Regions from separate parts of the Homo sapiens genome. Here region 2 is linked to region 1. Evidence: read pairs that join two places in POLR2A ChIA-PET (ENCODE). Cell type or tissue: K562. All regions are shown on one strand.

The links. Peaks named below come from ENCODE experiments on the same cell type or tissue, not always from the same donor. Only the 100,000 strongest peaks of a DNase experiment are listed, where the experiment ranks them.
Region 2: POLR2A ChIA-PET joins it to region 1 with 6 read pairs; 2 of 35 experiments call an interaction of 5 or more read pairs at or near these places.

What each region holds. Positions count from the first base shown.
Region 1 is chr1:16,170,596-16,175,595 of GRCh38, forward strand. No RefSeq gene overlaps it. Among named protein-coding and RNA genes, the nearest start is that of EPHA2, 17 kb to the left of the region's middle. In K562, no CTCF peak of the experiment used is centred here; DNase peaks (open chromatin) are centred at 1,266, 1,576 and 2,716.
Region 2 is chr1:15,904,786-15,909,785 of GRCh38, forward strand. SPEN (spen family transcriptional repressor) reads left to right here. Exons shown (of 15, transcript NM_015001.3): 4 at 4,536-4,696. Among named protein-coding and RNA genes, the nearest start is that of SPEN-AS1, 59 kb to the left of the region's middle. RefSeq lists a silencer at 2,795-2,995. In K562, no CTCF peak of the experiment used is centred here; no DNase peak of the experiment used is centred here.

The DNA.
Region 1 (5,000 bases):
GAAACTGAGACTCAGGGGCAGAGTTGGGATTTGAAGCCAGATCTATGTGGCTCTCACATGCTTGTACTCCCCTTGTTAACCTGGCATTTCCCCGGGAGAGGGGGCAAGGAAGGGGCACTGAGCCTGTAGATGTGGGAGGCTGCCCCAGAGATAGAATGCTGCTGGTGGAGGGGGTATGAGAGCTCCCTTTGGGGTCCTGCGGTCTTTGCCCCAATCCTCCACCCTTTTTTTTTTTTTTCCTTTGGAGACATAGTCTCACTCTGTTGCCCAGGTTAGAGTGCAGTGGCTCCATCACAGCTCACTGCAGCCTTGAACTCCCGGGTTCAAGCGAACCTCCCACCTCAGTCTCCCGAGTAGTTTGGACCATAGATGTGCACCACCACACCCAGCTCATCTTAAAAATGTTTCTGTGGAGACAGGGTCTCCCTGTATTGCCCAGGCTGGTCTCGAAATCCTGGGCTCAAACAATCCTTCTGCCTCGGCATCTCTAAGTGGTGGGATGACAGGCAGGAGCCGCCACCCCCAGCCCCTCTAACTTCTTATACAGGTGTGTGTGCACTTGGGTGAAGGCGTGCAAGCCAGGACATGGGTGCACATTGCATGTGAGTTCCCAGGTGAATGTTCAGGGTCGTATATGTGTCCACGTCTGACAGTGTGTATGTCCTGAGCAATGGAACTGGGTAGGGGACGGAGGCCCTGGCATACACAGGTGTCACGTGTCCAGGCAAGCCCGTGTTATTATCCTCCTTTTACAGATGAAGAAACTGAGGCATGGGGAAGTGAAGGGATTCGTTGAAAATCATGCAACTAGTGAGTCTGCCCATGGGGGTGTGTGTGTGCAGGTGTGTGTGCATGGTGGGTGGGGTGGAGTGAAGGGGGGGGGGCTGCCTGCAGCTCCAACCCTGTAATAGACCCTCCCTGTCTCGCCAGCGACGGGCGGTAATAACTGTTTTGCCCAGCAGAACTGCCTCATGCCATAGCTTGAGAATGTGCCTCGGGGCCCGTCTGCAGAGACCACCCCCCAGTCAGGGCAGCCGGGCCAGACCTCGCCCAAGCCTGACCCTAGGCTGATCCCTGGGAGGAGTAGGGATCTCTGGGCCCTGCCCTGCCCTGCCTTCCTCACCTCCAAGTTGGCCTCAGCAGGCCCAGCAGGTGAAGGGCCCAGGCCCTGGGCAGCCCTGCGAGTCAGTGCTACGTCTGCCCGCCTCTGCCTTCAGATCACAAACTTCCCGAAGATAAGAGGTGGTGACTCCTCTAGCAGACTGGAGGGCTCTTCCGGAAATGGAGTATATGTCCCCTCCTCAGAGGGCAGAGGCTGTGGCTTCCCCATGAGAGTGGAGGCTTCAGCAGGACAGAGGCCAGGCCTCTGCTATCAGACTAGGAGCTCCCTGAGGGCAGAGGCTGTGGGATATTCCCGGGGCAGAGGTGACCTTCCCCCATCAGACTGGGACCTCAGCTCAGTCCAGCAGCTCTACGGTGAATGTCTCCGAGGGAGGGGCATTAGCACAACAGACACTGCCTCTCAGCCCCGAGTCCCCAGATCCATGTCATCTATTGGAGTCTCCCCCACTGTAAACCTGCAAGGGCAGCCACGGCCGGGAGCAGCTGGTCCTGAGACTTGGGCAGAGGCCCTGGACAGTGGGGCAGAAGCGCTTGGCTGGCCAGGAATTGGATCACTGCCCCCTCCCACCCCACCCCATTCAGCCCTGTCTCCCACGGACTCTGACCACCCCTTGGTTCTCTTATCAAAAACCGCCAAAACCCGCCATCGAAACTCCCAGCCTCCTGACCCCCATGCCCCACCCGGCTCCACCCGTCTTCCCAACCTGGCATCCAGTGCCCCAAACCTGCCTATTCCGTTCCTGGGAAGACCCAGAAGGGAGCAGAGCTGGCACCAGGAGGCCAACAACCCAGGCCCCCTCCGTCCCTAGCCCCTCCTGGCCCTGGGCCCTCCACCCTACTGTTTCTCCTGGGGTGTGCCTTTCTTTGCCTTATGCCTCGGCATCTCTAAGTGGCAGGGGATGGAGTGGAGTGAGGGCGGCAGGCCAAGGGCATGGCCCATAATGAAAAAGGAATCTGGTTGGGCATGGTGGCTCACCCTTGTAATCTCAGCACTTTGGGAGGCCAAGGCAGGCAGATCATGAGGTCAGGAGATCGAGAGCAGCCTAGCCAACATGGTGAAACCCCGTCTCTACTAAAAACACAAAAATTAGCTGGACGTGGTGGTGGGCGCCTGTAATCCCAGCTACTCGGGAGGCTGAGGCAGGAGAATTGCTGGAACCCGGGAGGTGGAGGTTGCAGTGAGCCAGGATCACGCCATTGCACTCCAGCTGGGGCCAACAACAGCAAGACTCCATCTCAAAAAAAAAAAAAAAAAAAAAGAAAAAGGAATCTGAGCATGGAGGCACCCTCCACCTTCGGATTGCTAGGAGATCAATGTCTGGCCCCGAGTGGGTGAGGCCAGCCGAGGTCACTTGAAGGGTATCAGCCCTGAGGAGGAGTTCACGGGGCCTCTTCCTCTCGGCCAACCCCAGCAGAGCTTGGAAACTGAGGCCCAGAGCAGGAGTCCAGGCTCATAGAGCCGGCCTGGCAGAGGAGGGGTGGGGGAGTTGCGTCCCCACCATTCCCACTGGGGCATACAGCGCCTTTCTGAGCGTCACAGGCCTGTCTGTGTCCTTCTTTTGCGGAAGAACTAACCACACCTCAGGTTCCCCTTATGAAAGACAGAGGCTGAGGAGAGTGAGTCAGTTTTATTATATGAGATAAGGCGGCTGGACAAAGCAGCGACACAGGGACTGGCACACAGACAGTGCTCAGCGAAGCAGTCGCCTTCCTTCAGGTCTGAAATCCTCACTCAGCTCCCCAGCTTCTCTGGGGGATCTCCCTTCCCCTCTCTGGACCCCTGGGCCTGACTTCCCCCACTACTCCCAGCCTTTGTCCCACTCCTGCCCCAGGCACCCCTCCCTCCTTCATGGGAAATGGAGCTTCCTCCTCTGGTCCTGCCACCACCTTCCTGGTGAGGGTCGGGCTCTGCTGGGAGTGCCAGAGCTGCCCAGCCTGCTGACTCAGCGCCTGGGGATAGGGCTTGCTTTAGGAACAGCCCAGGCCTCGGGCAAACAGAGCCACGGCAACCACACCCCTGCCACAGGAATGCAGCAACATTCCTGGGGGGTGCCGTGGCACCGTGCCTGTGACTGGGGGGCAGGTGGGGGGCAGGTAGACACCTGCCTCTGTTACCTTGCCACAGGTAGAAGGGAGCCAGGAGTCAGGGCCCAGTGTCCTGGGGCAGGGGGATGGAGTGAGGTCATGAGGCTTTGAAATCTGTACCAGCCATGTGACTTGAACAAGGCCTCTCTGAGCCTCAGTTTCCTCACCTGTAAGGTGAAGGGAGAATAGCGGTAGCCTTCTGGTGGGCTTATGGGGAGGACTGAACGAGAGTGCGCCCGTCTGGGGCTCAGCATCAGCCTGCCTCACCGTGAGGATTCCGTGAAGCAGACCCTCACCCCTGTAATAGAATCAGGGGGTCTTCTGGCTCTGGGCCCTAGAATGGGGCTGAAGCCCAGAGAGGCAGTTGCACCTCCCCTAGGCCACACAGCAGGTATAGGCCCCAGGGGCTGAGTGCCCATCATGCCTGCCCTCCTCTCCATCCACCCAGAGCCTCACTAGCCAGACCCGCACTCTCCCATCCCCTGGGCAAGTCTGCACCCCAGGTCGGTGAGGACTCCCAGATTCTACTCCCACCAGCCAGGGCCAGACCTGGTGCAGGAGGCTCCACAGTTCTCCTGCTCGGGGCTCCGTCTCCCCACTTCCTGGAGCTCCATCCAAGTGGGGAACCCTGCCCGTCCTCTGCCCCTCAAGCCAACCAGGCATTTACGGGGGATGGGGCAGGGAGGGAGGCCAGGACCTGCATCCTTCCAGCCCTGGCCCTCAGCAACCCCATCAGGCAGTCAGGGGAGGAGCCTCCCCCAGGGAATCCTCCCTCCCTCTGTGTTGGCCTGGCCAGGTTCTCCTCTCTCTGTCTGCCTTTGTCTTTTTCTCTCTGTCTCTTCATCCCAGGAAGAGGCCACAGGACAGGGGTGTCCCAAGCACAGAAGAAACTTGTCTGATGAAAACAGGCCTTGGCTGGGAGCAGGGCCATCTGGATTTGCACCCTGATTCTGTCTGACTTGCTGTGTGACCTTGGGCGAGTCCCCTCCCCTCTCTGGTCTTTCCCATTATTATCTACCCAGCACATAGTAGGTTCTCGGAAAAGGGGAGTCACATATGCGTGCCCCCAGCTCTCAGCCCCTCACTGCCTCCTTTAATCCCCACAGATCTGCCAGCCTTTGATACTCCTGTGGGTGGCCGAGCCGGGGTTCTGAATAGGAAGCTGAGGGCTCATGGGCTGCGGGGAAGCAGGCAGGGGCTGAGCCTGCCAGGCCTGCCCGAGGGAGGGGGCTGTGGGCCCCTCGCCATTCACTGCTAAGCCTGGATCCGGGCGCCTTTGTGCCAAGAACAAAACCCGGGGGATCAGCTGTTCTCAGGCCTGCCTCTCTCAGCTCCGGAAGGGACGGAAGCCTGGGCCTGAGGGGTGGGCCGCACTCCCTCCATGGGCCCTGGGGTGCCGGGGCTGGCCCCATACCCCAGAAGCTCCCCACTACCTCCGGGTGTGGAGCTATGGTGGGCGAGCAAACCTGGGTTCAGATCCCACCTTCTACTCATCATGAGACTTGGGCAAGTGTTTTAAGCCCTCGGAGCCTCAGTTTCATGATCTGTAAAGTGGACATTAGAGTCGCTCGGGATGCGGGATGCTTGAATGAGATGATGCACTCAGCACGCGGCAGGCCCTGGGGCCCTGTGTGCTCTACAATTGCAGCTGCTATTAGACCAGCTTCTTTCTTGCCTGGGTATGTGGGGCTTAGGCCAGAACAAATCTTGGGACTGAGTGTAAAATATATGTGAGGGGGTGGGAGGGGGTGGGATGGGGCTCGGTGCGGGCCTGGCAGGTGTGCTGGGAGGCA
Region 2 (5,000 bases), 270 kb before region 1:
ATAATAAATCTGTTTAAATGTTTACAATAAATCTGATTTCTGCCATTATTTTTATACTTTATTTTAAAGGCATTATCACCATTGATTGATTATCTTTGTCTCTCTCTTTTTTTTTTTTTTGAGACGGAGTTTCGCCCTTATTGCCCAGGCTGGAGTGCAATGGCGCAACCTTGGCTCACTGCGACCTCTGCCTCTTGGGTTCAAGTGATTCTCCTGCTTCAGCCTCCGGAGTAGCTGGGATTACACACACACACCACCACACCTGGCTAATTTTCTATTTTTAGTACAGATGGTATTTCACCATGTTGGCCAGGCTGGTCTCAGACTCCTGACCTCAGGTAATCTACCTGCTTCAGCCTCCCAAAGTGCTGGGCTTACAGGTGTGAGCCACTGCGTCCAGCCATCTCCATTTTTATTTTTATTTTTATTTTTATTTTATTTTATTTATTTTTCAAGATGGAGTTTTGCTGTTGTTGCCCAGGCTGGAGTGCAATGGCATGATCTCGGCTCACTGCAACCTCCGCCTCCCGGGTTCAAGCGATTCTCCTGCCTCAGCCTCCTGAGTAGCTGGGATTACAGGCATGAGCTGCCACGCCCAGCTAACTTTTGTATTTTTAGCAGAGATGGGGTTTCACCATGTTGGCCAGGCTGGTCTCAAACTCCTGACCTCAGGTGATCCATCTGCCTTGGCCTCCCAAAGTGCTGGGATTACAGGTGTTAGCTACCATGCCTGGCCTTCATTTTTATAATACAAACTTGTGTAGAACTTTTTGTTGCCTTATTAATGATTTCTTTTTTCTTTTTTTGAGATGGAGTCTTGCTCTGTCCCCAGGCTGGAGTGGAGTAGTGCAATCTTGGCTCACTGCAACCTCCACCTCCCGGGTTCAAGCAGTTCTCCTGCCTCAGCCTCCCGAGTAGCTGGGACTACAGACGCACGCCACCATGCCCAGCCAATTTTTTTGTATTTTTAGTAGAGACCGGGTTTCACCATGTTGGCCAGGATGGTCTTGATCTCTTGACCTCGTGATCTGCCTGCCTCAGCCTCCCAAAGTGCTGGGATTACAGGCATGAGCTACCGTGCTCGGCCCTTGTTAATGATTTCAATAGCCGTAAATTTTGCTTTTGCTCGTGATTGTTTACTTCTGTAACCACTGTTGCTAAGGAAATTTGGTGTATATAATATTGGTAGTATTGTAATTAAAATATTTTCCTTAATGTTTACTTTATGATTATTGCCATTGACTAAGTTGATAAGTCACATAACATATTCTATACTGTCATCTGGTGGCCTTGTGAATAATCTTGTATTAATATTACTTGGAGTATTTAACATGTATAACAAGTATCTTTTTCCTTCTGTGCTAAAAACAGAAGATTGATTTCATTAAACCCTAATGTCAATGACAATATCGTATTCAGGATAGTATTTACTTAATACTTGTAACACTGCTTTTGCTGGATGATCAGCAAACATTTTTTCTTCTTATAGATGGGAAAGCTAAACCTAATTCATTGATAAGGGGCCTAGCAATGACAGCTTATGATTTTATCTCAAGGCCTTTATCCTTAGTAGTTTGCACTGACAGAGGTTTATTTTCCTACATTTCAAACCACTATCAGAAAGTGCTGATAACCTTATTAAGCTTTCTTTTTCTTTTCTTTCTTTCCTTTTTTTTTTTTTTTTTTTTTTTTTGAGACAGTCTCGCTCTGTTGTCCAGGCTGGAGTGCAGTGGTGTGATCAGAGTTTAATGCAGCTTCTGCCTCCCTGGTTCAAGTGATTCTCATGCCTCAGCTTCCAGAGTAGCTTGGATTACAGGCACGTCATGTGCCACCAAGCCTGGCTAATTTTTGTATTTCTAGTAGAGATGAGGTTTCACCATGTTGGCCAGGCTAGCCTCGAACTCCTGGCCGCAAGTGATTCACCTGCCTTGGCCTCCCAGAGTGCTGGGATTACGGTCGTGAGCCACTGCACTCGGCATGTTTTCATCTTTTTTTTTTTTTTTTTTTTTGAGACAGAGTCTCTCTCTGTTGCCTAGGCTGGAGTGTAGTGGTATGACCATGGCTCACTGCAACCTCAAACTCCTAGGCTCGTGATCCTCTGCCTCAGCCTCCCCAGTAGCTGGGATTACAGGTACGTGCCACCATGCCCAGCTAATTTTTTAATTTTTCTTTTGTAGGGGATGGGGTGTTGCTATGTTGACCAGGCTGGTTTTGAACTCCTGGCCTCAAGCAGTCCTCCTGCCTCAAAGTAGTGGGATTACAGGAACTAAGCCACTGCACCCAGTCAAGTTTTCATCTATTGCTTTAACATGTGAGAGCTAAAAATGGTGTGTAAATTATTAGTTTTCTAGAAACATCTTTAGTTTTCTATAAGAAAACATAGAACTTATTTAGTTTTAAAAAAATGCTGTAGCGGCTGGATGTGTTGGCTCATGCCTGTATTCCCAGCACATTGGGAGGCTGAGGTGGGCGGATCACTTGAGGTCAGGAGTTTGAGACCAACCTGGGCAACATGGTGAAACCCTGTCTCCACTAAAAATATAAAAAATAGCTGGGCATGGTGGTGCGTGCCTGTAATCCCAGCTACTCGGGAGGCACGAGAATCACTTGAACCCAAGAGGTGGAGGTTGCAGTGAGCCACGATCGCACCACTGCACTCCAGCCTGGACAACAGAGCGAGACTGTGTCTCAAAAGAAAAAAAAAGGTCTGTAGCAAATTTTTTTCAACCTAAACTTGGACTCATTTGTCTGAATGGATTAGTGATTGTCCTGAATATGAGAGCTGTAGTTCTAGTGCAAAGACAGAAACTACCCTGGGTCTTTTCCTGTAGCTAGTGTGCTTAAGATGGATTCACCACTCAAAATGATTTGCTTGAAAAGTGAGGCCTCTATAACATGGGGGAGAATATGAAGCAAAATTTCAGAAAGATAGCAAAATCTGTAAATAACTTTTTATTAACCTATTTGAGAATGCCATAAAAGCAAGCCACAAAAGTCTTGCATGTCCAGTACTGAAAAGAGAATTTTATGTTTCTCACATAGTTCTTAGGCATAATAAAGTTTTTTTCTATGAACTTGCATAGAGAAGTAAGGCATAATAAACTTATTTAAATGTATTTTTTTCTTAATTTGACTGTGTAAGTAGCATTTCCTTCTTGTCCTTCAGTTGACTCTCTTTCTGTTTGAGGATTTTATTAAACTGAAGAGATTAGTTTCATTAACTCTCACCTTTCCATGTTATCACAGTGAAGAAAGCCTAAAGTAACATGATCTAGTAACTTACATAATATTTATTCATTAGTCCTTCAGTAATTTAAAAATTGCACCTACCTGGAAAATTATTTTGGGTATTGTTTTCCTAAAAATTACCCATGAGGTAGTAGTGCTACTACTACTACTACTAACAGTAACTGAGCAGTGCTGCTTCATTTATTTATTTATTTGTTTGTTTTGTTTGTTTTAAAGACAAGGCCTGACTCTGTTACCCAGGCTGGTCTCAAACTCCTGGCTTCGAGCGATCCTGCCACTTCTGCCTCCCAAAGTGCTGGGATTATAGGTGTGAGCCACCACACCCGGCCCTGTTTTATTTATTGGATACCTGTCATATTCCAAACTCTCTAAACTTTTGCGTTTCTTTAATTCTTTTTTTTTTTCTAAGATGGAGTCTTGCTCTGTCACCCAGGCGGGAGTGCAGTGATGCGATCTTGGCTCACTGCAACGTCTGCCTCCCAGGTTCACGCCATTCTCCTGCCTCAGCCTCCCGAGTGGCTGGGACTGCAGGCGCACGCCACCACACCCAGCTAATTTTTATATTTTTAGTAGAGACGGGTTTTCACCATGTTGGCCAGGATGATCTCAGTTTCTTGACCTCACCCGCCTTGGCCTCCTAAAGTGCTGGCATTACAGGCGTGAGCCACTGAGCCCCATCTGTTTTATTTAATTCTTAACCCTGTGATATAGGTACTATTATAATTATTTTCATTTTACACACTTGATATTGGGGGAAATTGGGTATGATGCAATTTTAGAAATACTATTTTCATTTAGTTTCATTATGTTGGCTGATAGTCCTGTGTTCCATGTGGTAACTTTAGGCATAAAATTATGATAGGAAACCCATTTCAAAGGTGTTAAGTGATTTGTCCACGGACATGTGCTATATGTCTGATCCAAGATTTGAATCTAGACCTCTGAATCCCAAACCCATATACGCACTATTATTATTATTACACTAAGTGAATTGAATTCACTAGTCTTACTTCATTTGAAAAAAAAAAGTTCAAGTTATTAATAGAATGCAACACTTGCATTGGTGGTATGTGGTGGTAAATGAAGATTATACTTTTGTGCTCCTGCATATTTATTGTCTTCTGCCACCTCTGAAGGTAGAGTACGAGATAGATGTGTAGAATGCAGGGCCTCCAGAAATTCCAGTCTGAAAATTTAGACCTATTAGTTATTTTAAGAAGTTTTCTAATGCTGCTCATTTTCTGTTTGTCTTTTCACTAAAGTTTGTTGTTGTTGCCTTTTTGCAGCAGTGATTCCAGCAGTAGTTCAAGTGATGATTCTCCAGCTCGATCAGTTCAGTCTGCAGCAGTCCCTGCACCCACTTCCCAGTTGCTTTCATCTCTGGAAAAAGATGAGCCCCGTAAAAGTTTTGGCATCAAGGTCCAGAATCTTCCAGTACGCTCTACAGGTAAAATTTTGTGTGAATGTCCTTTCCTCTGTGCTACTACTGAGGAATGAGGTATGATACTGCATTACATTGAAATAACTTTGGGCATAAAATTATAATGGAAAACCCATTTCGAAATATTAACGTTTTAAATGAGGAAAGCCATGAATAATGGAAAAGTCTGCTTAAGCTATTCTGTGGTCTCTACTGGTAATATTTTTAATTGACAGCTGACCGTAATATACTGTTACTCCTACATTGGTCATGTTGAGCATGTAAACAAGTTAAAACTATTAGTAGATAGTCATGCCAACAAAGACCAAAT